3 separate regions of the Homo sapiens genome follow, and all the other regions are linked to region 3. A link is a contact called in ENCODE Hi-C or POLR2A ChIA-PET data. All regions are on one chromosome and are shown on one strand. Each heading gives the region's core, a stretch centred on a gene start or an enhancer-like site at or near the end of the contact. The rest is flanking DNA. Distances are from core to core; before and after follow the strand shown.

Evidence for each region. A loop is a pair of places that touch in the nucleus more often than their neighbours do. ChIA-PET counts read pairs that join two places held with the same protein, here RNA polymerase II (POLR2A). Pooled maps may share reads with other maps.
Region 1: a map with no recorded cell type shows a loop between it and region 3 (11-fold over the local background). The contact joins the promoter of OSBP2 here to the promoter of MORC2-AS1 in region 3. A Hi-C loop is called at or near these places in 1 of 37 single-sample maps with no recorded cell type and 10 of 50 pooled maps.
Region 2: a map with no recorded cell type shows a loop between it and region 3 (12-fold over the local background). The contact joins the promoter of SMTN here to the promoter of MORC2-AS1 in region 3. A Hi-C loop is called at or near these places in 7 of 168 maps with a recorded cell type or tissue (B cell, CD4-positive, alpha-beta T cell, CD4-positive, alpha-beta memory T cell and 3 more), 8 of 37 single-sample maps with no recorded cell type and 15 of 50 pooled maps. POLR2A ChIA-PET finds 5 or more read pairs at or near these places in 22 of 52 experiments (AG04449, CD4-positive, alpha-beta T cell, CD4-positive, alpha-beta memory T cell and 17 more).

The regions. Positions count from the first base shown.
Region 1 is chr22:30,693,463-30,696,162 of GRCh38, reverse strand. It overlaps OSBP2 (oxysterol binding protein 2), which reads right to left and starts at 1,289. Exons shown (of 14, transcript NM_030758.4): 1 at 610-1,289. The coding sequence starts at 1,253. RefSeq lists silencers at 1,103-1,152, 1,537-1,616.
Region 2 is chr22:31,079,909-31,082,608 of GRCh38, reverse strand. SMTN (smoothelin) reads right to left here and starts at 1,291. Exons shown (of 21, transcript NM_134269.3): 1 at 1,153-1,291. RefSeq lists a silencer at 1,250-1,409.
Region 3 is chr22:30,920,868-30,923,567 of GRCh38, reverse strand. It overlaps MORC2-AS1 (MORC2 antisense RNA 1), which reads right to left and starts at 1,260. Exons shown (of 2, transcript NR_026920.1): 1 at 1,053-1,260. LOC107985544 (a long non-coding RNA gene) reads left to right here and starts at 1,789. Exons shown (of 3, transcript NR_146603.1): 1 at 1,789-1,980.

The DNA.
Region 1 (2,700 bases), core at 40-2,539, 230 kb after region 3:
AAGGAGGGCAGCAAAACACTTCCTAGCTCTCCGCAAAATGCCAAGATGGACTCCTGAAGGCCAAGAACCGTGTCCAATACATCTGTGAGTCTGTGGTGCCCAGCCCAAGGCCTGGCAACCAGAGGCATCAGGAAAGGTGGGAGTAACTGCCCCAGGCGGGAAGAATAAGCAGCCCTTCCTAAGAGTGTGGGTCCTAAGGACTGAACAAGGTGACTCTCTCCCTCAATCCCAAACACACAATGATGTTAGCTCCCGAACCAGAAAGGGCAAGGACTTTGAGGGGCTGACTCTAGCTAGCTGCCCCAAGCCCCACAACTGCCAAGCAGAAGGGAACTGAGGCCCCAGATCACTCCCTTACTCCACCTCCCCACTTGCCCAAAAACCCAAGCTTGCCAGAGGTCATGTCCGCAGATCACATTCACCCTTGCCAGAGGTCAGGGCCCCCGGCCCTTGGCGGCGGGCCAGAAGCGTGACTTGGCCTGCTGGAATGCATGCCCCTAAACATCTCTAGACTAGTGGCAGTGTCCGCCAACCATGGAGGCCCTCCATCACCATCCCTGCAGCATCACCACCCTCCAACCCCCATGTCCCACCCTGGCGCTTCCATACCTGTAGTAAGAGAGCAAACCATTGCCCAGCACGAACCAGCGGCGCTGGTAGCCCTTCAGATAGTTGGTCCACTTGAGAAGCCAGCCCTCGAAGCTGTCCAGAGGCAGTAAGGCCAGTGGGGCACTGGAGGTCGTGCCAGTCCCCGACATTGGAACCCCAAGAGGAGTCTTCGCCTGTCCTGGTCGCAGAAGAGGCAGGGGCTTTAACGCTGGCAGCGATCCTGACTCGGGTCTGAGAAAGGTCGCGCTCCCCACCGCCCGGGAGAGCGGCTCCGATGCGGCCTTAGTGAAGGGCCCAGCCCCTACACCTGAGCTTGACTCTGACCCCGGCCGCGACCCCTGCAGCAGTTCCGATGGCTGCCCAGCCCCTGGCTCCGGCTCAGACGTCGTCTCGGACACAGGTTCCGATCTTGGCACTGCCTCCGAAACTGCCTCCGACACCTGTTCTGACAGCGGTCCCCGCTCCGGTTCGGGCACGGGCTGGGGCTGGGGCTTGGGCTCCGGCCCGGAGCCGGACGTGGAAGCGCTCATGCCCGGCGCCGCCGTGTGGCACGACAGGCAGGGGACAACCGTGAACAGCGACGAGAGCCCGCGGGAGCGGCCGCCACAGCCGCCGCCTCGGCTCGGAGCCGCCGCTTTCCCCATAGAGCCGGCCGACCCGCGCGCGGCCGAGCGGCCAGTGGGGGCGGGGGGCAGGCCGGGGGCGGGGCCGGGGGCGCAGTCACGTGCGCGCGGCGCGAGGCGGGGGCGCGCGCGGGTTCCTCCGCGGTCCCGTGCGCTCCGTGCCCGTCAGCGCCCGCCGGCTGTTGTGCTCTCGGCCAGCCTCGGGCCATGTTTGGACCCTGGGTCCTTCCTAGGTCCGGCCGGTGGAAGGAGCTCTGACAACACCTGTGGGCGGAAGAGCTTGGTGGTCGGTCAACTCCGAAGGGGATGGCGCGCTTCAGGCCACGGTCTCTGCTTCGGCCCAGCCGTGCCAGGCGCTGGAGGAACAATGATGAATGCGGAGCCCGCCAGCTCCCAGCGCAGCTCTGCCCACGGGACCCTGCGCCGACGCCCCCTCCCCCAACCCAGGCTGGGGTGGGTTCGCTCTCCGCCACCCAGGAAAGCCGGGTGGGAAGCAGGTACGGCACCCAGAGGCCACGAAATGCGCACGAAGCACAGGGGCGCTAAAGGCTAAAGACGACGCCCCGCCCCCCATGGCAGCCATTACCTGTCTGTGGGTCGCTCCTGCGGCCGCCAGAAGCGGTGGCCCCAAGTGGCCGCCTCACCGCCTCCACCTCCTGAGCCAGCTGGCCTACGGTTCATGCCAAGGCGCTTCGCTGCCAGTGACGACATCGTTCGGGTTCTCTAAACAAATAGGGGAAGACTTTTTGTAAACCAAGCGTTTTAGTACAAGAAACATCTCAAAGTGGGATTCTGAACTTGGACCTCCCGGGATCCCTGGGTAGGCTGGCAGTCTGTGAGGCTTCCGCAGAGGTTTACCTGTCTGTGCATTTTTCCAGAGTAGGTCCATAACAAAGGAGGCTGTGACCCCAGAATGGTTAAAACATCAGCGAATTTTTTTTTCCGCTTTTTTTTTTTTTCCTTTTTGAGACTGAGTCTCACTCGGTAGCCCAGGCTGGAATGCAGTGGCGTGATCTTGGTTCACTGCAGCCTCCGCTTCCCAGGTTCAAGCGATTCTCCTGCCTTGGCCTCCCTAGTAGCTGGAATTCCACGGCCCGCACCATGCCCAGCTAAATTTTGTATTTTTAGTAGAAACGGGGTTTCACCATGTTGGTCAGGCTGGTCTTGAACTCCTGACCTCAGGCCAGGATCCTCCCGCCTCGGCCTCCCAAAGTGCTAGGATTACAGGCGTGAGCCACTGTGCCCAGCCATCAGTGATTTTTTTTTTTTCTTAAGAATCTATCCAAATGACGAAAGTTGATGGTTACTACAAATAATCAGAAATACAAATGGAAAGACTGAACATTGGGTTTCTGTCCAGACTTTTCAAGCTTAGACCTCTCTGCAGACTCCTCTTAGCTCACCATCACGTCTTACTCTCCCCTTACCCACCTATCCATTCCTGATCTTTGCTTGTGACAAGATAACC
Region 2 (2,700 bases), core at 42-2,541, 160 kb before region 3:
CCAGCACCTCCTGCCAATTCATACAGAATTCAATTCCCCACCTGGAAGGGCTTTCAGAAGCTGACCTGCCCAACCCCTGGATTTCAGGCAAACTGAGAAGATTGGAGAGGGCCAAGGATTTGTCACTGAGCAAGGAGGAAGCCAAAGACTTAGAGGGCAGAGAAGGATGTAATCAAAATCTTCGTCATCTCCGGCTTCCGAAGCTCCCTTCCAAAGTGCCCTCAAGGGCCTGGAACACTCTCAGTGACAGAGGCAAGAGCCCCATCTTGCCCCAGTGCTGCCCATCAAAATGGACCCCTAAATCCTGGCCCAGCCTCCCAGCGCAGATCTCTCCTTCCTCCTGTAGCCCCAACTAATGTCTGTCTGGAATTTGAGGGGCCCTGGTCTGGCACACTGTGGATGCTTAGTTAATGTATGGTGACTGACTAATGTGTGGCCCCAGGCCTGCCCCCCACCTCCTGTTGATTCATCTTTCAATCATCCCTTCCCTCTCTTCAGAACAGTCACTTGGGAAGTCACCCCATACGGTGCATGGGTGGGGGGTGAGGGTTACCGCTCCACACAGTTGGGGTGTGTGGGTCCCAGCCTGTTCAAGTCACTGCTTGTTCCCCCTCCCATCCTGGTAGGCTCAGAGGTGTCAACCTCCCAATCTCTGCCTGTTAGGATCCTTGCCTCTTACCTAGTTACTCTGTCTGGGTTAAACCTCTTCAAGACTGTCCAGTGGTCACCAGCCTTAGGTTCTGCGGACATTCTGATTCCCCCCATGTCTGTTCTTCTATGGGGCAGCTGACCCTAATGCCTAATCTAGGACACCCATGGGATTATAAGAAGATCCCTGCCGCTGCTCTTCTCCAATCTCCCTGTCACACAGTCTGGGGTCGCCGGACATTGTGAGGGGCCTCAGGATTCTGTGGCAGCTTCCCCAGGGTTTCTGCCGCCACAGACTAGCGCCCCTGTGGGGCGTGGAGTCTCTTAGGAATCCGGGGGCGTCTTCCCCCAACAGTCTCATAACTTTATCCCATGGCTTAGACCTCTCGTATGGGTGGGGGCTCCCAGGTCTGGACGTTCCAGAACTCCTGTCTAGACATCCGGGTTCCACCCCCGGACACGTTGGGGCAGCACCAGGATCCCCCCCGAGGTCCGCACACCCACCTCTCAGTCCAGCCCACCCGTCCGGCGCAGGCTCGGCTTAGCTCTTTCGGGACCCGACAGACGGATTAGACACGCGCAGGCCGGAGGTGCCGCGACCCGCTGTCCCAGGCCCGCTCAGCAACCGTCCCCTGGATTCTGCGGAGAGCTGCCCGTCCAGCCGCGCCAGCAGCCCGGCTGGCCCCGCCCTGCCCCGACGCGCCAGCCAACCCTCGATTGGGTACCTCCCACTCTCGTGCCCCATTGGGAAAATTCAATTTGACGGCCACGCCCCGAGAGGAAGGCCCCGCCCCTCGCGGGCCAGGGAGGTCGGAAATTGGGAGTCTTGGGGTCGTCTGCCTCGGTGGCTTTAGCGAGTCGGGTGGGCATCGGCAGGGGGACGCAGGCTCTGCGCCAAGTCGGGGGGGGCGCCCCGAGCCGAGGTAAGTTTCCTGGGGTCGTAGGAGTCTCAGAGCCTTCAGGACAGCCCCTCTCCGCCCTCCTCTTTGTTCCTGAGACCACGTCCCCTCCCTCGACTCCACCCCTTTCTCGCGTCAGTGTTTAAGCTTGGCCGCCGTCCCTAGGCTGCTTTCGGGACACCTGGTCTGAGCCACCTCAGAGCAGGGACTGAGTGACTGGCAGCACCTTGACCCTGTGTTGGAGTGCCGGGACCATCTCAGGTGGAGCAGAATCAATCACACAGCACGCCTCCCCCAGCCCACACACCTTTGAACAGACATTGCCTTCTTGTAGCATGCTTCTACCTTCCAAGCCCTGAGAGTCTGCCTTTAGGAGCGCTGGAGTCCTAAATAGGGAATATGGAGTCCAGGCTGTCATTCAGCAAAAGGGGGAAATTGAGGCCCAGAGAGAGCTGACATGTCCAAGACCAAACAAGGAATCAGCCAGGGTACCCAGGAGGTCAGATCCACAAGGCAAAGCTATTCCATCTTCAGTGCCAGAGGCCCTAAAGCCGCCCTTGGGTCTCCATGGAGACTAAAGTGGGTGGAGTTGGGAGGATGGGGTCTGGAGTCCTGTCAAATAAAAACAATAACAAATCATTTATTTTGTACTTGCCATGTACCAGGCATATAATGCCCATAACAAGCACATGAGACCATGACTATTGCCCCATTTTACAGATGAGGACAACAGCTGATAAGTAGTAAAGCTGTGATTCATACCCAGCACCTTCTGAGTCCAGACCCTGCTTTTAACCACTATAATGTGGGATTCTGGGGAGGTGGTTTCAGCCTGTTAACCCAGAAGAGCCCCGGTTCAGGTCCTCTGTGACACCCCCCAGCCCCCATCTAAGGAAAGGCCCAGTCTCCACACTGAGAGTCTTTTCCATGTGTCATTTCATTTCATCCCCACACCCCTGAGAAGTGGTCCCATTTTACACATCAGAAAACCAAGGCACGGGCCAGGTGCGGTGGCTCATGCCTGTAATCCCAGCACTTTGGGATGCCAAGGCAGGTGGATCACCCAAGGTCAGGAGTTCGAGACCAGCCTGGCCAACACGGCAAAAACCCCGTCTCTACTAAAAATACAAAAATTAGTCGGGCAAGTGGCATG
Region 3 (2,700 bases), core at 11-2,510:
CCATATGGAAAGCCAGGAGTCCTGGAGCTGCTCTGGTTGAAGCTAGGATGGGGGCCCAGAGCTCCCTGCTGTTCTTGACCCCCAAATCTTTGCTTCCAAGATTCACTGGCCCCTACCTGCTACCTGTAGGCCTTCACCTGCTTACTTGTGTCCGATGTAGGGATTATGGGCTTACTCAGCAGCCATCCTCATGGCCTAAACATTTGGCCAATTTCAGTGTCCCCGAAGGGTGAAGGAGGTCTGGGCTTCCATGGGGCCTGAACTGCAGGTACCTTCAGCACTTCCTGGGGTTCTGGACATGTCAACAGCTGCCCACCAAGGCCTGGAAGATAAGGAGGGCTCACACCACTAGTGCAAACTTGGATCAATGAGAAGGGAAGGATGCGACAGACGTATCCCTCCTCTTTTCTTGTCCCCTCTGGATTCTGTTGAGATGCTTCCAGGGATTCTCCGAGGCCCCTTCCTGCTCCAGTAACTGCAGGTTACTGGGGAAGCTGTGGCCAGCTCTAATCCCCTACTTTTTTTTTTTTTTTTTTTTGAGACAGTCTCGCTCTGTAGCCCAGGCTGGAGTGCAGTGGCGCCATCTTGCCTCATTGCAACCTCTGCCTCCAGGGTTCAAGCGATTCTCCTGCCTCAGCCTCTCTAGTAGCTGGAATTACAGGCGCGCGCCACCACGCCCGGCTAATTTTCGTATTTTTAGTAGAGATGGGGTTTCGCCATGTTGGCCAGGCTGGTCTAGAACTCCCAGTCTCGAGAGATCCATCTGCCTCAGCCTCCCAAAGGGCTGGGATTACAGACGTGAGCCACAGCGCCCGGCCTAATCCCCTACTTTGATTTACTGTCCCTCCCCACATCATTTCTTCCCTTATTGAAAGCTCTGGGTCCTCCCCAATGCCCCACCATGTAAACCAATCTGTCCTGCTGGGTTTGGGGCACCGCGGTGGGCAGGGGAGAACCCGTTTGTCAGAAGGTTCAGAGTTTCTGAGTTCCTCATGCTTAATCATCAGCGGCCACAGCACAACAGTGGCCGAGGGTGGGTTGTAAATTCTCACCTGGCCTAGAGGACGCAGCCACGACCCCAGCGCTTGGCCATCTCTGTAGAGGATTCGCGGGTGGACCATGCTTAGTCTAACAGGGTATGGTTATTAACGCCCGTTATGAACGGTTCATAACCAGCCAACGGTTATGAACTGTGGAGGGCTTCCGCAATCCCGCCACACGCTCGAGGCGGAAGCGACAAGACGCCTGCGTGGTTTTGCTGGCGCGCCGCACGTGCCCGTACCGTGACCTGCGCATGCGCTTTGGAAGCCTCGCGAGCTTCCTGCGGCACTCAGGGTTTGGTGCAGGTGCCTGTGGCCTTTGGGGGTTTCCTCGCGTCTTTTAGGTAGATGCTTCCAGGGATTCTCCGAGGCCTCTTCCTACTCCAGTAACTGCAGGTTTCTGGGGAAGCCGTGGCCAGCTCTAATCCCCTACTTTTTTTTTTTTTTTTTTTTTGAGACAGTTTCGCTCTGTCGCCCAGGCTGGAGTGCAGTGGCGCCATCTCGCCTCACTGCAACCTCCGCCTCCAGGGTTCAAGCGATTCTCCTGCCTCAGCGTCTCTAGTAGCTCCTTACAGGGAGAGCAATGGCCCACTCACACCCGAAACAGAGAAGCGAGGATTTTTTTTTTTTCCTGCAAGCTGCTGCGCATTAATTAAGTCAAAGTGCAGAAGAAATCTTTTCTACCCCGGCTTTCCAACTTTCCGGGGGTCATTAGGGAAAAACATTCGTTGAACAGATGTCCTTAGGGTCGGCGCTTTTATCTCTGAAAGGAAGAACACTTGGAAAGGAAGCTGCGTGTTTTTCCTCTTGCCCGGAAGAGCCAGCCTGTATGTCTCCCTTTTGACCCGAGGCCAAGCGCCTGAAGCCTCTTGGACTTAGTTAACATTAGTCCGTTTTCTATGCGTTTGTCCTTGGCTTGGTTTATGGTGTTTGTTGAAAGGTAAATGTTTTAAAGTTTTGGGGATTCCTATCATGCTTAGGGAAATCAATCCCCTTCTCTCTTCTCCCCTTCCCCCGATATTCTCTTACATTTTGTTGCAATGTTTATTATTTATTTTTTACTAGACAACCTATAGTCCTTATGGAATATATTTTAGTATAAGCTGTAAGGCAAGAGTCAAGCGTCTCCCGCCCCCAGGTGGAAATTAACTTATTCCAGCCCCACTTATTAAATGAGCCTCTTACTAAATGAGCCAACAGGTGTGGACCTGTTGAGTTTGAGATCCCGCTTAGACGCCAGTGGAGACATCTGTGGTCAGTTGCACAAGTGAGTCTGATGTGAGGGGTGAGGTTCTGGCTGAAACTATAATTTTGGGCGTCATCAGCATCTAAATAGATCAGTCTCCCTCACTTGTTAAAAAATGCTTTTCCAGTCTTAGAATGTATTCTCTCACATGAAATATTTAATCGCATTATCCAGTTCGTTCCCATCCCTGCCTAAAAGAAAGTGTTCCATTGGGATTTAAATTATAATTGCATTAAATTTAAATGGAAGTTTTGGGAGCATTGACATTTTTGTGATATTAATCCTCCCCCAGAGGATAAAAAATGGCTTTCCATTTACTCAAGACTTCTTTTAGGTCCTCCAATAAGATTTTATAAATTCTTTATACGGGTTCTATAACTTTCTGGTTAAAATTATTCCTAAGTGTTTTATGGT